Linked DNA regions of Homo sapiens: region 1 is linked to region 2. The links are chromatin contacts, found by Hi-C in ENCODE. All regions are on one chromosome and are shown on one strand. The core of a region is the stretch at or near the end of the contact, and the rest is flanking DNA. Distances in the headings are between cores, read along the strand shown.

What was found. A loop is a pair of places that touch in the nucleus more often than their neighbours do. Pooled maps may share reads with other maps.
Region 1: a map of CD8-positive, alpha-beta T cell shows a loop between it and region 2 (9-fold over the local background). The contact joins the promoter of RFWD3 here to the promoter of TAT-AS1 in region 2. A Hi-C loop is called at or near these places in 2 of 168 maps with a recorded cell type or tissue (CD8-positive, alpha-beta T cell and naive thymus-derived CD4-positive, alpha-beta T cell) and 6 of 50 pooled maps.

The regions. Positions count from the first base shown.
Region 1 is chr16:74,665,043-74,668,259 of GRCh38, forward strand. It overlaps RFWD3 (ring finger and WD repeat domain 3), which reads right to left and starts at 1,835. Exons shown (of 13, transcript NM_018124.4): 1 at 1,744-1,835. It also overlaps the pseudogene TMPOP2. RefSeq lists a silencer at 1,365-1,514.
Region 2 is chr16:71,562,980-71,566,270 of GRCh38, forward strand. It overlaps TAT-AS1 (TAT antisense RNA 1), which reads left to right and starts at 2,037. Exons shown (of 3, transcript NR_103852.1): 1 at 2,037-2,143; 2 at 3,072-3,222. It overlaps TAT (tyrosine aminotransferase), which reads right to left. Exons shown (of 12, transcript NM_000353.3): 12 at 2,681-3,291. LOC124903710 (a long non-coding RNA gene) reads right to left here and starts at 1,961. Exons shown (of 2, transcript XR_007065106.1): 1 at 1,914-1,961; 2 at 674-1,845. It also overlaps the pseudogene RNU6-1061P. RefSeq lists an enhancer at 2,457-2,988.

The sequences.
Region 1 (3,217 bases), core at 585-3,084, 3.1 Mb after region 2:
CAACCTCAGACTTGTCATCTTTGTTACTCAGGTTTCAATCAATGGCCACAACAGGCAGGACGAAAGCCCCTCAATTAAAGGTTGAGAAGAGGTGGGCGGGGGAAGTGTTCAAATCTTTGCTCTGGCCGGTGCAGAGGGTCACGCCTGTGATCCCTGGACACTGAAATGCCCAGGCGGATGGATCACTTACGCTCTGGTGTTCCAGACCAGCTTGGGCAACACAGTGAAATTCCCATCTCTACCAAAAAAGAAAAATAGAACAGGTCAGGCGCGGTGGCTCACACCTGTAATCCCAGCACTTTGGGAAGCCGAGGGCAGACCACTTGAGGTCGGAGTCCCAGAATGGCCAATATGGTGAAACCCCGTCTCCACTAAAAATACAAAAACTACCCGGGTGTGGTGGCGCATGCCTGTAATCCCAGCTACTTGGGAGGCTGAGGCAGGAGAATCGCTTGAACCCGGGAGGCAGAGGTTGCAGTGAGCCGAGATCGCACCACTGCACTCCAGCAGGGGCAACAAAGCGAGACTCTATCTCAAAAAAAGAAAGAAAAAAGAAAAATAAAACAATGAGCCGGGCGTGGTGGCGCGCACCTGTGGTCCCAGCTATTGCGGGAAGCCGAGGTGGGAGGATCCCTGGGGCCCGGGAGTTCGAGACTGCAGTGAGCTCTTCCAGCCTGGGTGCAACAGGGAGACTTTTCTTTCTTTCTTTCTTTCTTTTTTTGAGATGGAGTTTCACTCTTGTTGCCCAGGCTGGAGTGCAATGGCGTGATCTCAGCTCACTGCAACCTCGGCCTCCCGGGTTCAAGCGATTCTCCTGCCTCAGCCTCCCGAGTAGCTGGGAAATGGGGTTTCTCCATGTTGGTCAGGCTGGTCTCGAACTCCTGGCCTCAGGTGATCCGACTGCCTCGGCCTCCCAAAGTGCTGGGATTACAGGCCTGAGCCACCGCTTTTCTCTTTATAACACCTTTTTCTCTTTATAACAGGAAAAAGGGAGGAAGAGAGAGGGAGAGGGAGAGGCGGAGGGGGAAGAGGAGGGAGAGGGAGACGGGAGGGGAAGGGAGAGAGGGAAAGAAGGAAATTAAATCCCTGTTCTTTTACTACATGGGGAAAGAAAGACATAGATAGATTAGATAGACAGATTAGATAGATAGATAGATAGATAGATAGATAGATAGATAGATTGATTAGATACATAGATATTAAATCCCTGTTCTTTTACTACATGGGGAAACTTTGGGCGGGTTTCCTAAACTCGGCTCAACTTGTTCTCCTGTAAAACAGGGATAATACAAGTCTTTACTCCACAGTTTCCGTGATGAAATTAAAAATGAAGTTCTTCCATCAACTTTAAAGTGATGAAGTAATCGGCGCTCAGAGCGGGCGCAGGCAACGCCGCTGAGGAGCCCGAGGCTAGGCTCTCGGGGGAAGGGCCGGGCGACCTCCCACCCCGGCCAGGGCAGGCCCCGCAGCAGCGAACTCGGCTCCTTCAGTGATCGCCCCGAGCTCTCGCCTGCCCAGCCCCCACGCCCAGCAACCCAGATACGCGCGGGGGTTCGGGCTCCTTAGCCCCGACCACTGGCGCCGCCCCGAGGGCCCGAATCCCCTCAGGCCGCCGGGTTCCAAGCCCGCGTGCAGCCCACCTCGTGGGGTGTCTCCTGAATCCCAATCCAGGAATCAGGCGTGGGGAGGTTTATCCCGAAGCTAGAGGCCCAAGGCCTGAGGAGAAGCAACACCCCTCCTCACCTGAAACCAGCAGGCCGCGGCCGGGCTCGCGAGCCCGCCGAAGACTCGGTAGTTACCTCGGCCGCACTCCGAATGCACCTACGCCAACTGCCACTTCCGGAGCCGCTCAAGCTCCCGCCAGAGCCGCCGGCAGGCATGCTCCTATTGGACAGAAGCCCTACGCTGTGGCCAATACCCACTCTTCTTCTTCAATGGGTCCCCCGATAGCTGAAGCAGCGGTGCTCTCATTGGCTGGTAGTTCGTCCTGACGAGGCGGGACCGCGCTTGAGGAAGCCTCCTACAATTGGCAGGAATCTACGTCCGTCACCTTGCACCCGCCCCGGAAAAAATGGGAGGTTTTTTTGTTTTTTTTTTGTTTGGTTTTTTTTTTTTTTTTTAGCGCGTTTTATTTGAACTTTCTGGCGGGAGAAAGTTATATGATTTCTCGGTCCATTTTGGAATGGGGATGATGATATTAAAACTGACTCCTGCTGCTTATCCCTAACGCTTTAGTGAAGGAGTTATCTGTATCCAAAGGATAGCAGCTAATCGAATAATTTCAAAATATTTCAATATTTTGAATTTCGGAGCCTGTAAAGAGGCGTAGGACAGTCCAGTTCATATGTATCCTCTCATGGGGTTGAAGAGCTCACGCAAAATACTTTGCCTACATAATCTCTTCAATCTCAAACCGCTGCAAGGGATCTGAGCTACTGAACAGTCTCAAATCACTTGTTAGGGCCGCCGCTCGCCGCCAGCGCCAAAAGAAAGGGGCCCCCGGAATTCTCCAGCTACGTACGAGGAGCGCGAGCCCACAGCCGTCTCGGCTCCGAGCCCGCCGCCGGCAGGAAAGCCACAAAGAAAACTGATAAACCCAGACAAGATGATAAAGACGATCTAGATGTAACAGAACTCACTAATGAAGATCCTTTGGATCAGCTTGTGAAATACGGAGTGAATTGTGGTCCTATTGTGGGAACAACCAGGAAGCTGTATGAGAAATAGCTTTTGAAACTGAGGGAGCAAGGAACAGAATCAAGATCGTCTCCTTCAGCAACAATTTCTTCTTCAGCAGAAAATACAAGGCAGAATGGAAGTAATGATTCTGACAGATATGGTGAAAATGAAGAAGACTCTAAATTGGGCTCAAGTTTGAGAAGAGAGAACCGCTAAACAGGGGAGTAAAGACTCCAGTAACCCTCAAGCAAAGAAGAGTTGAGCACAAGGAGAGCTATTCTCAAGCTGGAATAACTGGGACTGAATGGACAAGTGGATCTTCAAAAGGCGGACCTCTGCAGGCATTATTAACTAGGGAATCTACAAGAGGGTCAAGAAGAACTCCAAGCAAAAGGGTGCACGCTTCAGAATATTTTCGTATAGATGGAGCAGTAATTTCAGCGAGTACTCCCATAGCTGAAACTATAATTGCTTCAAACAACGAATCCTTAATTGTCAATAGGGTGACTGGAAATTTCAAGCATGCATTTCCTATTCT
Region 2 (3,291 bases), core at 787-3,286:
CTCTGCCTCCTGGGTTCAAGCAATTCTCCTGCCTCAGCCTCCTGAGTAGCTGGAACTACAGGCATGTGCCACCACGCCTGGCTAATTTTTGTATTTTTAGTAGAGATGAGGTTTCGCCATGTTGTCCAGGCTGGTCTCAAACTCCTGACCTCAGGTGATCCACCCACCTCGGCCTCCCAAAGTGTTAGGATTACAGGCGTGAGCCACCTTGCCTGGCCGATACAAGCTATTCATAGATGGTCCTTATTATTATCTTGAGGTAGGTTCCTTCTGTTTCTAGTTTGTTGAGTGTTTCTATCGTGAAAAGGTGTCAAATCTTGTCAACTAACTTTTCTACATCAGTTGAGATGATCATGTGGTTTTTGTCCTTCATTCTGTTAATGTGGCATATTATATTGATTGATTTTTATATGTTGCATCTCAGTAATAAATCCCACTTGATCATGGTGTATAATCCTTGTAACATACTGTTGAATTTGGTTTGCTAGTACCATGCTAATCTTCTCTGTATTGTTCCAATTTTAGAATATGCACTGCCAAAGGGAACACTCCCACAGCTTTACTTTTTAAATATGGTATAACGTAAAAATACATTAAATTTAGGCTATCAAATGAGTTAAAGACCAATAATTCTTTTCTACATTTGAAACACACAAAAATTAAGACACACATGTGCTAGTTCTTCTGTTTATTGTTTTCTTTGAGGAATTGGGCATCACCTCCTATACAGCTTCAACCTTAACCTTAGCAAATGACTGACTGCCTCTTTGGAAGGTGCTGTGAAACAATTTGGCCTATAGAGAGCATCTGTATTTGCAGGTTCTATAACATTATATGAAACTTGTTTGTAAATAAACCTAAATTGTTTAAAATAAATAAGGATATAAATAATATGTACTGAGAATTCAGTTCTTTTCCAACATATATGCAATAATTCAAACTTCAGGGTACGTAAAATACAACACCTCACACAGAATAATGTGCAGAATATGCGGAGTAACAAAAATTCTCTCCTTGACCAAACTCTAGCCAGGTTCCTCTGAGCCATTTGTGGACTAGGCCTCAACAGACTTGAACAAAACTCTAACACAGTCTCTAACAGTTCAAGGTAGCATCTCTAGGATGACTCCAGCCCCGCTTTAAAGGGCCTGCCTAAAAAAACTCAGGCTGCCAAAGGAATTTACTGTTCCAGCCAACACCTTAAGATATGGCTCCTATCTCCCAGCATCTGTAGGAGGATAAAAGCCTAACTTCCAGAAACACCCTTTAACAAACCCAGATGGGTTTCACATGGACTAACCCCTACTTCGCACTTTTTGTAATCTTTCACTTCCCTCACTCTTCTGAGCGCCCCCTCATTCCTCTCCCCTTCCCTATTTCCCCATTTTTCCTTTAAAGTCTGAGTAACATTTGTACAAATCAAAGTTGAGTTCAGTTCGTGCTGGACTCCTCCTTATTCCATTAGTATATTACTGGTTAAAACCTGTCTCAACCGCTTTACTGTCCTGCTTTGTCTTTGACAAAGGCACGGGGGTGGATTTATTTTTCTGGCTGAGTAGAGATCCTAATGTCAGGCACTGCGGACGGTGAGGGCCACGATTCTTTGGAGAAAAGTTCCAAGGGGCTATACCATTGGAAACTAACACCAGCTAATAGAATTGTCTGCTCTGCGTCACAACTCATGGAAGTTGCTGCTTCTGATCCAGAGCTGGGAAAGGTTAACAGGTGATTACAAAAGCCTAGGATGTTTTGTCAACTTCCTGGAACAATTCCACCAGTCAGAGCCCAAACCGGGGGCAAAGGAGGAAGAGAAACTCGAAGCAGGGTGTGACCAGGGTAGACAGGCTGAAAAAGGAAACAAAATGTAACATCCTAAGAGAACGCAGAGGCCGAATAAAGGAACTAACCCTCACCTGCAGCTCAGATTCTACGCCGGCGCCCGGAGCTGTGTCCTGTTGCCTAGCGACGGCGCATGCGCACTGACTAGCGCAGCCCCCTAAACATGCATCCGCGCCTGCGCAGCCGCGGGTCGCCCAGGGTTGGGATGTTGGTGTCGGCTGGGGGCTGCTGTGAGGCGCTTGGTAGCACCCAGTCCTGATACTCTCCAGTTACCCGGTAGGCGGGGCTCGGACACAAAGAAAAGGTGAATTCGCAGCTGAGAGCCCTTGTTTCCGGTCCTTTTTTTTTTTTTTTTGAGATGGAGTCTCGCTCTGTCACCCAGGCTGGAGTGCAGTGGCGCCATCTCGGCTCACTGCAAGCTCTGCCTCCGGTGTTCAAGCGATTCTCCTGCCTCAGCCTTCTAAGTAGCTAGGATTACAGGCGCGCGTCACCACGCTTGGCTAATTTTTGTATTTTTAGTAGAGCCGAGGTTTCACCAAGTTGGTCAAGATGGTCTCAAACTTCTGACCTCGTGATCCGCCCGCCTCGGCCTCCCAAAGTGCCGGGATTACAGGCGTGAGCCACCGCGCCCGGCCGTCTCCGATCTTTACACGCATTCTTCGTGTTATCTGAAGACACTCTGACGCCACCACCCAAAGCAACTGGCAGTTGACTCTTGGCAATTTTAAGCTTGTGTGGAAAGCAGCCGCCGCCCGGTAGCTCCTTTTTATCTAGAGACACTCAGGATGTGGGGGACACCCCAGCAATGCCATCCCTCCTTTGACCTCCAGAGCGCGCAGAATTACAAAGTTGAGTAATACTTTATTTGAAAAAATGAAAAGTGCACACACACACACACACACACACACTTACATAGGCACAGTATAATCTGGAAGTATGACCAGCAAATGATAACTGATTCCCTCAGGGGAGAAGAAACTGGGTGGCTGAAGGACAGGAATGAGAAAGAAGGACAGTTGCGTTTGTTTGTATCGTTTGAAATTGTCCAGTGTGTATGTGTTCTTTTCAAATGTTTGAAGAACCATTGGCTCCCTTATCAAAATGTAAATACCAAGGAAAATCAGGAATTTAAGAAGTCTAAGAATTCTGTAATGCTGGGTAGAATTTTCTGTACGTGTAAAACTAAAATGTCTTTTGTAAATCACTGAGTCTTCCTGTTTATTTCTGGTTAGAGATCTTTGGGGGCTTGGATGGAGGAACAGGAAAAGAGGAGCCAGGCTTTTTTGGAAAATTGGCGGCAGCGGTGGCATACGGGAAACTGAAATCTTTATCTAATCTCATCCTTTGTATATTCGTCTTGGATTTGCTGAAGAAAATTAAAAGGTAAATTTTGCTGTGAGCTCACTGAACTCAAATTGAAAGGGAACATATGCTGTTTATTTTTGTGAAGGA